Regions from separate parts of the Homo sapiens genome. Here region 2 is linked to region 1. Evidence: chromatin contacts called from ENCODE Hi-C or POLR2A ChIA-PET data. All regions are on one chromosome and are shown on one strand. The core of a region is the stretch at or near the end of the contact, and the rest is flanking DNA. Distances in the headings are between cores, read along the strand shown.

The links. Hi-C counts contacts between places; a loop is a spot of excess contacts on that map. ChIA-PET counts read pairs that join two places held with the same protein, here RNA polymerase II (POLR2A).
Region 2: a map of A673 shows a loop between it and region 1 (11-fold over the local background). The contact joins the enhancer-like site here to the promoter of LINC01897 in region 1. A Hi-C loop is called at or near these places in 4 of 168 maps with a recorded cell type or tissue (A673, OCI-LY7, breast epithelium and 1 more) and 2 of 37 single-sample maps with no recorded cell type. POLR2A ChIA-PET finds 5 or more read pairs at or near these places in 2 of 52 experiments (GM12878 and PC-9).

Annotation. Positions count from the first base shown.
Region 1 is chr18:57,959,051-57,965,589 of GRCh38, reverse strand. LINC01897 (long intergenic non-protein coding RNA 1897) reads left to right here and starts at 3,963. Exons shown (of 2, transcript XR_007066389.1): 1 at 3,963-4,088; 2 at 4,184-4,354.
Region 2 is chr18:57,923,019-57,929,557 of GRCh38, reverse strand. No RefSeq gene overlaps it. Among named protein-coding and RNA genes, the nearest start is that of LINC01897, 35 kb to the left of the region's middle. Within about 2 kb of position 3,662, at least 2 of the 41 ENCODE cell types and tissues checked have a DNase peak (open chromatin) inside an H3K27ac peak, as active enhancers do; they include PC-9, where a contact is called at or near this core.

The DNA.
Region 1 (6,539 bases), core at 2,714-5,213:
TTTAAATTCAGCCTAAAGGTTTCTCCATACGTGGTGATCTATAGCCTAACTGTAAGTATAAACAGACTGTAATCTACTCTTGTGCCAATCACTGAGTTTTGGCCAATCAACTGTGGCCAACTATTCAAACTGTGTTCAAGTAAGACAAACATAGAGCTGTAACCAGCTTGGCTGTTTCTGTACCTCACTTCCGTTTTCTGTAATTCACTTTCCTTTTTTCTGTCTATAAATCCTCTTCCACTACGTGGCTGTGCTGGAGTCTCTGAGCCCACCCTGGCTCCGGAGGCTGCCCAATTTGCGAATTGTTCTTTGCTCAATTAAACTCTTTTAAATTTTATTCTGCTGAAGTTTTTCTGTTAACAACACTCACTATCAATTAAGATAGATAATTTGGCTGCATATAAAATTCTGAATTGGGAATGATTTCCTTTAGAATTTCAGAGGCTTTGCTTCATTGTCTTCTGACTTCCAGTACTGCTGAGGAGAAGTCTGATGGCCTCATGTTTCCCAGTGCTTTATATATCACTTTGTTTCCTCTTTGGAAGATTTCTGGGGTCTTTACTTGATCACACAGGTACTGCAAGTTCACTATTCTAGCTCTTGAAGTGGATCTTTCTCATTTATTGTGCTGAGCACAGGGCAGCCCCATTCAATCTGGAAATTCATATTCTTCAGTCTAAAAATATTTTTCTTCTTCCATTTTTTAAATTAGTTGTCTCTGATAGCTTACTTTCCTTCTGGAACTTATATTTTTCAGATCAAATACTCTTGTTTTTGTATCATGAGCCCCTTCTCACAATAATATTCTTAGATGCACAAAATAAAATGCATAGGATTACAAAGACAAACACTTTCTTTTGAGGTACAGTTGACACAACATTAAGAAATAAATTTTTAAAAATAAAAATAAAAAAGAAATAAATTCATTATAGAGTTATATATGTTTTTAAATAATAAGACAATAGCAAATTTAATAAACTACCATTTTTAAATAAAGTTGAATGCAAACTAATTTTAAGATATCTGTAACAACCGCAATAGGATTGTAAAATACCTATGATTTCTATTGGTGACAAAGTTGCAGTAAAGTTGTGCTTTGTTGCTTACATATTTACTTACTGTTTTGTTTGTTTGTTTGTTTTTGTTTTTTAAGATGGAGTCTCATTCTGTCGCCTAGGCTGGAGTGCAATGGTGAGATCTCGGTTCACTGCAACCTCCCCTGCCCCGGGTTCAAGTGATTCTTCTGCCTCAGTCTCCCAAGTAGCTGGGATTACTGGCATATGCCACCAAACCTGGCTTATTTTTAGTAGAGATGGGGTTTCACCACGTTGGCCAGGCTGGTTTCAAACTTCTGACCTCAAGTGATCTACACACCTTGGCCTCCCAATGTGCTGGGATTACACGCATGACCCACCGCGCCCAGCTTACTTATTTTTATTTATTGTTTAGAGACAGGGTCTTGTTCTGTCTCCCAGGCTGAAGTGCAGTGGTGGCATTTTAGCTCACTGCAGCCTTGAACTCCTGGGCTCAAGTGACCCTTCCGCCTCAGGCTCCCAAGTACCTGGGACTACAAGGACAGCACCACGCCTGACTAATGTTTTTATGTTTTGTAGAGATGAGGTCTTGCTATGTTGCCCAGGGTGGTCTTGAACTCCTGGGCTCAAGGGATCCTTCCACCTCAGCCTCCCAAAGTGTTGGTATTATAAGCATGAGCTGCCACACATGGCTGCCTGGACATTTAAAAGAGGAAATGTTGTATATTTGTTAGAGGTTAGGGAAAATAAAGATGTATTATTTTACCATATGGGTTTATGAACGAACTCATTCCACAGACCTTTTAGGAGTCTGGGGACCCCAGGTTAAGAATGCCTAATTCAGATGTTAGATCTCTTAAATGGATCCTCTAATTTTGTTACATTTTTCCCTATTTTTGTCTTTGTCCTTTTTTTTCTGATTTCCAGGAAATGACTTTTATTTTATTCTCCAATACTTTGCTTGAAGTTTTTAAAATTATATTTTTAATTTCTAACAATTCTTTTTTTGTTGTTTTCAAAATGTTCCTTATGTTTAGCGTCCCTGACCTTGCTTCATATACACAACATCCTTTCTTATCTTCTGAAGATATGAATGAAAGTGAAAGGTTTGTTTTATTTGTTTGTTTGCATTTTCTTCTGCTCCTTACATCATCTCTTTCATTATAATTACTTCCCACTATTTGGTTATTAGGGATCATGAGTTTAAAATGATCAATTGTACAACTTTTACTGACTGTACCCATTATTTCTCCCACAATTTTTATAATGCTGGCAGGTTTTTTAAAAAGTCAGCTACAATTTACATAAAATAAAGCGCATAAATATTCAGCATATAGCTCAATGAATTGTAAAAATCAAGGTATAGGCTGGGCACGCCTGTAATCCCAGCAAGTTGGAAGGCCAAAGTGGGAGGATCACTTGAGTCCAAGAGTTTGAAGCCAGCCTGGGCAACATAGCAAGACCCTGTCTCTACAAAAAATTTAAAAATAATAATAATTAGCCAGATGATGTGGTGCATGCCTGTAGTCCCAACTACTTGGGAGGCTGAAGCCAGAGAGTCGCTTGAACTCAGGAGATCGAGGTTGCAGTAAGCTGTGATCGTGCCACTGCTCTCCATCCTAAATGAGACCCTGTCTCCCAAAAAGAAAAAAATAAAATAAAAATAAAAGGATATACAACATTTACATTATTCCACAGATTTCCTGTAATCCAGGATATACAACATTTACATTACTCCACAGACTTCCTGTAATCCATCCCAACAAATATTTCCCTTCTAAGTATAACCCCTGTGTTGACACCATGAATTCATTTTGTCTGTTCTTGAACTTTGTATAAATGAAATAATGGAGTATTGATGTGCACTTTTGGGTCTGGCTTTTTCATTCAGCATTTCTGCAAAATTTGTTCATATTAATTCACCTATCAGTCTTTTTGTGTACTTTTTGCTAAGTAATATTTTATTGTATGAATATATCACAAGTTATTTTTCCATTCACCTATTAATATTACACCTGTCTTGTTTCTGGGTTTTAGCCACTATGAATAAAACTGCTGTGAACCTTCTCATACATATTTGTAATTGTTTCTAGAGTTTTAATTCCACCTTTTTAAAACCTGAAAGATAATTTTTAAAACAATGATTTTCTGAACTATTTTATTGATGTCTGTCTACACAATTGTGTGTTGTGTCCCACACTGTTGTTTTGGGTTCACATTATTCTCTGCTGACGTGTCTCCTTTAATAGGGAATATTGGTGGCTGGTGCATTCCTGCTGTCTTAGTTTTGTCTTCCTTCTTGAATAATAACTTGAAAAATCATTTATATTACCCTCAACACTGTGAAGATACCACCTCATGGTCTTCTAGCTTCTGTTATTGCTGATGAGAAATATATGGGGCTGTTTAATTCCTATTCCCTTTTAGCTAATCTGACTGCTATTTCTCTCTGGTAGCTTCTAAGATTTTCTCTCTGGAATTTTTATTCAGCTGTTTCATTATGTTATTTCTAGGTGTGGTTTTATTTTTATTTAACCTTCTGGCATGGGGAGAATACTTTTGATCTAAGGACATATTTGTGGTGATGGAACATTCTCAGCCATCTTCTCCTCAAATATTTCTTGTTATTTCTTTTCACAATTCTCTTCATTATTCCCTTTATTGCCTGATAAAATTTCTATTAGGTATGTAAGTTCTTCATTTATTACTCTGTAGATCTTAAATATATATATATATTAAATAGTTTAATATTTTATTACTGCAATCATGTAGAATGAATTTATCTTTTGACTGTTGATTTTGTTGGATGCCTTTCTTAATTGTTTTTGTATGTTTTAGAATTTTGGCTTATTTCTCCCTCTCTCTCTCTCTCTCTCTCTCTCTCTCCCTCTCCCTCTCCCTCTCTCATTTCCCCTCACTCCCCTTTCACAGTTGACTTCACCACAGGCCCAGGTCTTGTATTGAGGACAAGGAAATACTGCCCCATAATGCTGTTGAGAATATTTAAGAGCAGTCAGGAAACCCTTTGTAGCTTGGCTTTATTGCAGCAAGTGTGTATGTGCTATTTATACTGGCCTATTTTTATATTTTTGTTTTGTTTTTATATTTTCATGTGTTTTTATATGTTTTTATGTTTTGTTATATTGCAGCAAAGAGGAGGACCTGAACTTCCAAGGCCAACTTGACTGGAAACCCTCTAGTCTTTAATCCATAGAAACCTGACTTCTGTGCCCCCCATGCCTAGAAAACTACTTTTAAAAAGAACATTAGTGGTCACCACGTTGGTAAAGTATTAATAAATAAACATGTTTTAGTTCTAATCATACTTGGCTTTTGGCATGCTTCCTGACTACACTGCATCCCCCCAAATGCTCTGTTATCTTGGCTCCCACAATAGCACACACTTTTTATTTTTAAAAGGTTGTAAAATACACAAAACATAAAACTTATTATCATAACCATCTTTAAGTGCACAGACCAGTGGCATTCCGTACATCCCCACTGCTGTGTGGCCATAACCCATCACCACCATGTGTCTCCAGAACTCTTTTTATCTTGCAAAATTGAAACTCAATACCTGTTAAACCACAATTCCCCATTCCCTGCTGCCCCCTGCCTCTGGCAGCCACCATTCTACTTTCTGTTTCTTTTTTCCAAGACTGGGTCTCCCTCTGTTGCTCATGCTGAAGTGCAGTGGTGTGATCACAGCTCACTGCAACCTCGAACAATCCTCCTGCCTCAAGCAATCCTTCTGCCTCAGCTTCCTGAGTAGCTGAGACTACAGGCATGCACTACTACACCTGGCTAAGGTTTTTAGTTTTTTTTTTTTGGCAGAGATGGGGGTCTCACTATGTTGCCTAGGCTGGTCTTGAACTCTTGGCCTCAAGTGATTCTCAACCTTGATCTCCCAAAGTGCTGGGATTACAGGCATGAGCCACCGCAACTGGTGTCTACTTTCTGTGAGTTTGACTATTCTAGATGTCTCCTATGAGTGGACTTATACAGTATTTGTCCTTTTGTGACTGGCTTTTCACTTAGTGTAATGTCCTCAAGGCTCACCTGTGTGATAACACATCTTTCTACTGACTTCTTTCCAGTCCCCCTGCTGACTTCTTTCTAGTCCCCTCTTTGTTCATCCATGTCTTCATATTGGTCTTCCTCAGCGTTCCCTCCCGGACCCTGTTCTGTCTTCATCATCCCTACCCCTGGGTAATCTTCACTCTCATGGTGTCAGTTACCATCTCCATGGAGGGAATGGGCCTGTGTTTCTAGCCCAGACCTCTCCCCTAGCTCCAAGCTTTGCATCTCCAATTGTCTGTAGGACACTTTTTCTTGAATGGTTTGTAGGCACCTCCAGATCAGCATGTCCCAAGTTCAATTCCTCATATCTTTTTTCCCCCATAAATAAACTACTCCTTCTCTAGGTTTCCTATCTCATTAATTGACACCACCATCTACTCCAACCCAATCTACAAATAAAGATGTCATCTGTGACTCCTTTCTGCCTCCCTTCCCATCCCCTCCAGAGTAAGCCAGTCAATTCCCATTTCATAAACATCCCTGCATCTAACCCATTCTCTCCAAATCTATTGCATATAACCTACAACAGACTACCACTTTTCTAGCCTGAAAAACAGCCTTCCACCTGGCTTCTGTGCCTCCAAATCTTACGCCTCCCTAATTTATTCTCCAAACTGATACTTCTCAAATGCAAATCTGTAATTCTTTTCTGCTTAAAACCTTCAGTGGCTTCTCATTGCCTTTGACAAAATAGCCAAACTTCTCGGCCTGGCTCCTCTCGGCCAACCACGAACCCATCTGCAATTCGTGTTCCAAAAATGAAACACCCTAAAACAATGAAGTCCACTATTTCTTTCCGGGGTCAAGAGAAGAGCTTAGAAGACAAATTCTAGGAGATGATGCCCTCATTCCTTTAGGAAGGCAAACAATTGGATGATAACTAATTAGCATACATGTACTGGTAAAGTCAGCACGTGACCTGGTGAGCTGGCACCAAGATGAGCTGGTGAGCTGGCACCACGGGGCCTGTGGTGCCTTACACATGAACACGCAGCCTGACAGGAGCTGCAGTCTTAGGTATGATGTGAGAAGGATTGCCCCCTTCTGGCTGTGATTCTGAATGTCCCTGAGTTTTTCTGTTCCCTAGCATGATTAACTCACTGGGACATCTTTATTAGAGCTGGATCCATGGTTACAGTTTATAAAGCAATGAGAACAAATTTGAAATATTAATAATGTCCATTCCAGGAAAAAAAAATTAACCACTTTAAGAATCGGAGGGGGAGGGAAGTAATTTTCTACCTCATTGCATGGGTTTGGAGTATAGCTGAGAGCTATTTGGTATGAATACAAGGGGAAGGTTTGTGGAAGATATTTCAGAATGATTCGATGATGAGGCAGCCTGGCTGAGGCTCTGGAGAGCTGGTTTAAAGATGAAAACAAAATGAAAAAAGAAAAATTATTTTTACATAATCTTTTTTTAAA
Region 2 (6,539 bases), core at 2,413-4,912, 36 kb after region 1:
ATTGCAAGAGTGAGCCACCACACCCAGCCATATTTCCTCACTGTTCTGAAGGCTAGAAATCTGAACTCAAGGGGCCAACCAGTCCAGGCACTCTCTTAAGACACTTGGAATGGATCCTTCCTTGCCCCTTTCAATGTCTGCTGGAACGAACCATCCATGGACTTCCTTGTCTTGCAGACACATCACTCCAATCTCTGCCTCTGTTGTCCCGTTGCCTTCTCTGTGTGTCTCTGTGTTTGTGTCTCCAAATCTCTCTTTCCTCATAAGGACACCAGACCTTGGCTTTAGGGCCCACACTAATCCAATATGATGTTACCTTAACTTGACCACATCTGCAAAGATGTTTCCAAATAAAGTCACATTCTGAGGTTCTAGATGAACGTGAATTTTGAGGGAGTCACTATTCAACGTAGTACACCATCCAAGAAGTTTGCCAGCTCTCCTGACACCAGTTAGTGCTCCAGCCAAGGATAACTACTTTTAGGAACATCCCATGGTCTCTGGGGTCAAATTACAGTGTCTGTCCTACCTACAGGCCAGAGCAGCCTCTAGAACTCAAATCAAGAAACAGCAGCTCCTGGAAATCTCTGAAAGTCACAGACCAAGGATAAGCATTGGCTTGATATCACTTTTCTACTTTTCCTTCCAAAAAATTTCTGGACTGTCTTCCAGCACCAAGACCATTAATCCAGTGGCACGTGTTACTGCTTCTCCATGACCCTTATGACTAAGGACACCTTCCTAGTGATGTCAACTTGATCCCAACAACACAAACCGTCACCTTCCATGCAAAGGAAGGGCACAGAGGACTTTGAAATACAGACTTCCTCCCCTCCCCGGTTCCAGAGCCTCATGACTATAGGACCAGGCCTGGAAGCCCAGAGCACGAGGCCTGGAAGAGACTGCACCATCCTTCCTCATCATGCAATGATTCGTTGCTTGCTCTGCACTCAGCCTGGGCCTTTCCCATCAAGAGGAGATGGGGAAGAGAGGGGAGATGGAGAGAGGGGAGATGGAGAGAGGGGAGATGAGTCTGGCCCCAGTCCTGTTTCTGTTGCAGGGAATCTATCCCTCAAGAGATGAAGACATTCTGACCCTGGGGACTTGGGAAATGGATTCCTTCATCCAGCATGTTAGTTCTGCTTTTGCTTCCTTTGCTCTTTCCCACCTCTCCGACTGCTGCTGAAATGCTGAGGTCTTGGAGGTCTGCCCCTTGGATGAGACCTGCTGGAGCCGATGACAACCTGGATAGGAACCAAGCAGGCCAAACCCCTGGTGCTCATTGCCTTCACCTGAACCAACCTTGTTTGGCTCCACCTGCACAGGTCCCAGGTCCCAGTGAGTAGGGCATGGACCCTTTTCCCTTTCTGACAGCCCTGTGTTGCTGTGGTTCTCTGAGGCCCCTGTCACAGGGCACTGCAGTGGACTAAACCCCTCTATGGCGGGACACTTAGCCCTCACTTGTCTGCATCTGAACTCTTCCTTTGATCTCCCTGCAGCAAACAGCAGCTCATCCTGTTTCAACTCTCCCAGGGATGTCTCAGCCTCACCCAAGAACAAAGTCTTCCTACAAGACCCTCAGTCTTCTCACATAATCCTAAAGACACCAAATTAATTCTGGCTCTAACATAAATAGTTCCATTCTAGTGGGTTCATCTATTCCTAAAAGTTAAAAGTTGATTTTTTTTTTTTACCTAATATACCTTGACTCCCTTTCCACATCCCTGCATAAAGTATGCCCAGCACTGTGTGAGGTCTGGAGACACAGCCCTCTTGGAGTTTACAGGACAGGCTATAGCAGCTCTTTCACCTTTGGTTGTTTATCTACTGCCCTCTTGGTGGATAGTTTGGCCATTTTCAATGGTTGCACAACTACAAACTATCATGCAATGCACACCCTTATGCCTGCATATTTGCACAGTTGTGTGAATATCTATGTACGGTAAATTCCTGGAAGTGGAATCGCTGGATCAAAGAGAATGCATTCTTTAACTTTTTAAATCATTTTTTTCCATTTTTAAAAATTTTGTATAGATTGAGGGGTACAAGTGCAATTTTGTTACCTGGATATATTGCATAGTGGTAAAATCTGGGCTTCTAGTGTAACCATCACCTGAATAGTGTATTTACATTGTATTCATTATGTAATTTCTCATCCCTCACCCCCTCCCACCCTCCCACCCTTTCAAGTCTCCAATGTCTATTATTCCAAACTCTGTGTCCATATATACACATTATTTAGCTCCCACTTATATGTGAGAACATGTGGTATTTGACTTTCCATTTCTGAGATATTTCATGTAAGATAATGGCCTTCAGTTCCACACATGTTGCTGTAAAATACATGATTTCATTCTTTTTTATGGCTGAGTAGTATTCCAGGGTGTATATGCACCATATTTTCTTTATCCAATCATCCATTGATCGACACTTAGGTTGATTCCATCTCTTTGCTATTGTGAACAGTGCTGCAATAAACATAGCAATACAGGTATCTTTTTGATGTAATTATAAAATCAATTTTGTTGAGATATAATTTACAGAAATGGGCCTATATAAAATGTACAATTTAATGAGTCTTAACATATATATAATACCTGTGTTTATGTATACACATTTGTGAATATATATTAATATATACACCTGTAAGGCCACTAGCATTATCAACATACAGAATATTTCCATTCTTCTTTTCCATTCGTAGTCTATCCCCCCATTTATATCCTGCTCCAGGCAAACACTGATCTGCTTTCTGCCACTATACATTGGCCTACATTTTCTAGATTTTTATTTTTATTTTTATGAGGCAGGGTCTTGCTCTGTTGCCCAAGCTGGAGTGCAGTGGTGCAATTACGGCTCACTGTAGCCTTAACTTCCTGGGCTCAAGCCATCCTCCCGCCTCAGTCTCCCAAGTAGCTGGGACTACAGGTGCATGCCAAATCACCTGGCTAAATTTTTTAAGTTTATAGTGGAGATGAGGTCTTGCTATGTTGCCCAGGCTGGTCTCCTAAAGCACTGGGATTACAGGTATGAGCCAGTGTGCCTGGCCCATTTTCTAGATCTTCTATAAAGAAGAGTTCTACACCCAGCATGGGCTCTGGCTTCTGGCTTCCCTTGAGATTCATGTGTTGTTGTACATATTAGTACTTCCTTCATTTTCACTGATGAGTAGTATCCGGTGGATGGAATGGACAGTATAGGTAGGCCACAATTTGTTTATGCATTTTTTGGTGGACAGATTTCTGGGTTGTTTTCAGTTTTAAGCTACAGTGAATAAAGCTGCTACAAATATCTTTGTACATGGTATTGTGTGGATATTTGTTTCCATGGACCTTGAGCACCTATAAGTGTAATGACTGGTTGGTTCATACAGTAGGTGTATATTTAACTTTATAAGAAAGTATCTAGTTCCCAAAATGGTTGTACCATTTTTTAATTCCTACCAGCAATGTACCCTGAAACTTCTGATAGTTTCAACCAAATTCCTCTTCAAGATAACTTTACTAACATTCTCCAAAAGTAAATAAGAATTTCTACATACCACACTCTCACTAACATTGTAGATTCTCAATGTTTTTAATCTTTGCCAATCTAATCATTGAAACATGCTGAGTCACTGTTTAGAAATGCATTTACATAATCATTTGAGAATGACAGTATCTCTTCATGCATGTACTCGCACTTGTATTTTGCCCTCTTTGAATTTTTCATATCCTTTGCCCATTTTTCAGAAGTGTTACTCATGCTTTTCTCAGAGCTTTCTCTACATTAGTACTATTATTGCCAATATTCATTATATATATATAAATCTTTGGTCTGGCTGGAAGATATTCTGATATAAGGGGTGAGATAGGAGAATAGAGGAAGCACTCTCCAGCAGGCCTGAGGCCTGGTCCTGCCAGAAGACAGTCACATCCTGAGAAGTTGAGCTTCAATTTACCTTGCCTTGCAGCAAACATTTAAGAAAGTCCTGGAGCTGTTTTGAACAAGTTGCTTAGACCTGATGAATACTAGGCACATAGCCAGGGTCTCCAGAACAGGTAGGAGAGTCCAGGTAGGGCACAAAGTCCCCCAAGAACAGGCGGGTGCACGCTTCTCTTACTAGGAGATTGGTATTCCAGGCACCTGTGTTCTCATGGGACGTGCAGGGGCCTGGGAGCCTCCACCTGGGCGCCCTCAATCCACTTTGTGTGGGCATGATTTTCAGACACTTTTCAGTATCCCCTGCCATTAAAGAAACTTTATATCCTTGGCTACATTTGTTGGCATCTTTACATCAAGCATATCACCCTCCCATGTTGGAGCCCGCTGAAATTTTTTCTCCAAATAGCTAGTTAACTGTCCATTGATGCCATGTATTAAAGAAGATATCTTTCCCTCCTGGTTCTAATTCCCATTCTGAAGCTCTATTCCATTGGCCTGTTTATTACCACAATACCCATATTTTTATATGAGTTTGCTTTCTAATAAATTGTAATTGCTAGTAGGGCAAGTCCTTTCCATTACCCTTTTTTCAGAATATTCCTGAATGTTTTGTTCTTGCATGTTTGCTCTTCCAGATATACCCTAGTGTAAAAGCAATACTTGGAGAACTTTTCCCTGGAGGACACAGGAAACATCTATATTTGGTTGGTAATAGACTTGTAAGCTCTGGAACACAAAGGACTCTTTGGTCAATGCTGCTGTGCTAGGCTTGGGCAAAACTAGTTCATGGCTGACAAGGTCAGGCCTAAGACCTGGCATGCAGATGGGGAGGACACTTGGTGGAAGGAGATCAGTTCTGCATTTGATGGTTTCTCTGAGAAATCATCATGGGCTGGAAAGAATAGGAGTTCTATGTTCAAAGTCCTGGGCGAGGGTCTGGTAGCGGAGTCAGGAAGCTAAGTTTATAGAAGTGAAGAACATGAGCATAGAGTTCTTGGCAAAGGATGTGGACACAAAGATGTCACAAGGTTTGGGTTTTTTTTAAAGAGTAAATCTCGAAATGTGGGCTGTGTAAAAAAACATGAAGACACAATGGGATTTAGTATTGACAAAAGGCAGTGAAGACAAGTGCTTCCAGTTCACAAATGGGCTGTGTTTATGCCAGATTATGATCCTTAACAAGGTGCTTTGGGGCCCATCTTATTTTCCCATAAAAATGGTATTTGCAGCTGGGCGCGGTGGCTCACACCTGTAATCCCAGCACTTTGGGAGGCTGAGTAGATCACCTGAGGTCAGGCGTTCGAGACCAGCCTGGCCAAAATGGCAAAACCCCGTCTCTACTAAAAATACAAAAATTAATGGGGCATGATGGCACAAACCTGTAGTCCCAGCTACTCAGGAGGCTGAGGCACGAGAATCACTTGAACCTGGGAGGTGGAGGTTGCAGTGAGCTGAGATTGTACCACTGCACTCCAGCCTGGGCAACAGAGTGAGACTCTGTCTCACACACACACAAAAAGAAATACAGGTCCTGACCAATTCTTCATACTTAGTTTTAGAAACAAATTAAAATAAACACCATAATTGACAAGGAGCAGAGTCCGGGTTTCTTGGTGACAACAAACACAAGTCAACTCTGGCAAACTGAAGTAGGAAACACGATGTATGGAAAGGGTGTATGAAATTAATGGGAACATTGAAGAGCATGGCTTGGAAATGGGTTGAGAATAAAAGGAGCACCAGCAGCCAAGAACACTGCCAAAATCCACAGAGAGGGACCATCTGCTAGGCCACTGCCACTGCCTCACAGCCCCACCCCCAGACGTTCCCCCACGGGCCACTGAACACCTGCTGCCTTGGCAGGGGTCAATCTTCACTGTATCTTTGTATCACTTCTTGAGAGTCAGAGTCCCGGGTGGAGAACACGATTGGCCAGGTCTAAGCTCATCTCTCATCACCAAGGAGTAGTGAGAGGGAACCTCTGCCTCCCTTCTCCTCACATCATGGGGTGTAACACCTACTTGCCTGATATTTCAACATTGCTGCTGAGGAGGAAGGGTATTTGGATGCAAGATAACAAAAACAAATGAGGGAACAACAACAACAAAATGCAACTGCAAAAAAAAAAAAAAGAAAAAAAAGAAAAAAGAAAAAAAGAAAAGAAAGAAAGAAAGAGAAAAAGAAGAAAAACCTACTTATTACCACACAGTGCAAAGCTTTCTAAAGTGTTCATAAAGCAAAGGCAACACAGTACCCAACCATCACAAGCCATTTCTAAACTGCACTGAACAAAGTGTGCTTGGGCACAGTTCAGCCCAGCCACACATCCTGCAGGTTTCCTTACAAACACTGAAGATCCTGCTCATAACATCCTGATTTCTTCTGTCATTGATCATTTACAGTATTAACTACGGGGATGATGGCAAAGTCATAGATGGGTTTTTAAAAATCCATATTTCAAAACTTTTATATCCAGGTGTCTGTGGTTTTCTTTAAAATAGCCACCTGGTGAAGTTACATACTCTCAGTTCCAACACATTAGGCCATTACTCAAAACTCCTCTCTGAGACATGCCTTTAAAAAATTGCCTTCAGGCAAGGCAAGGTGGCTTCCAC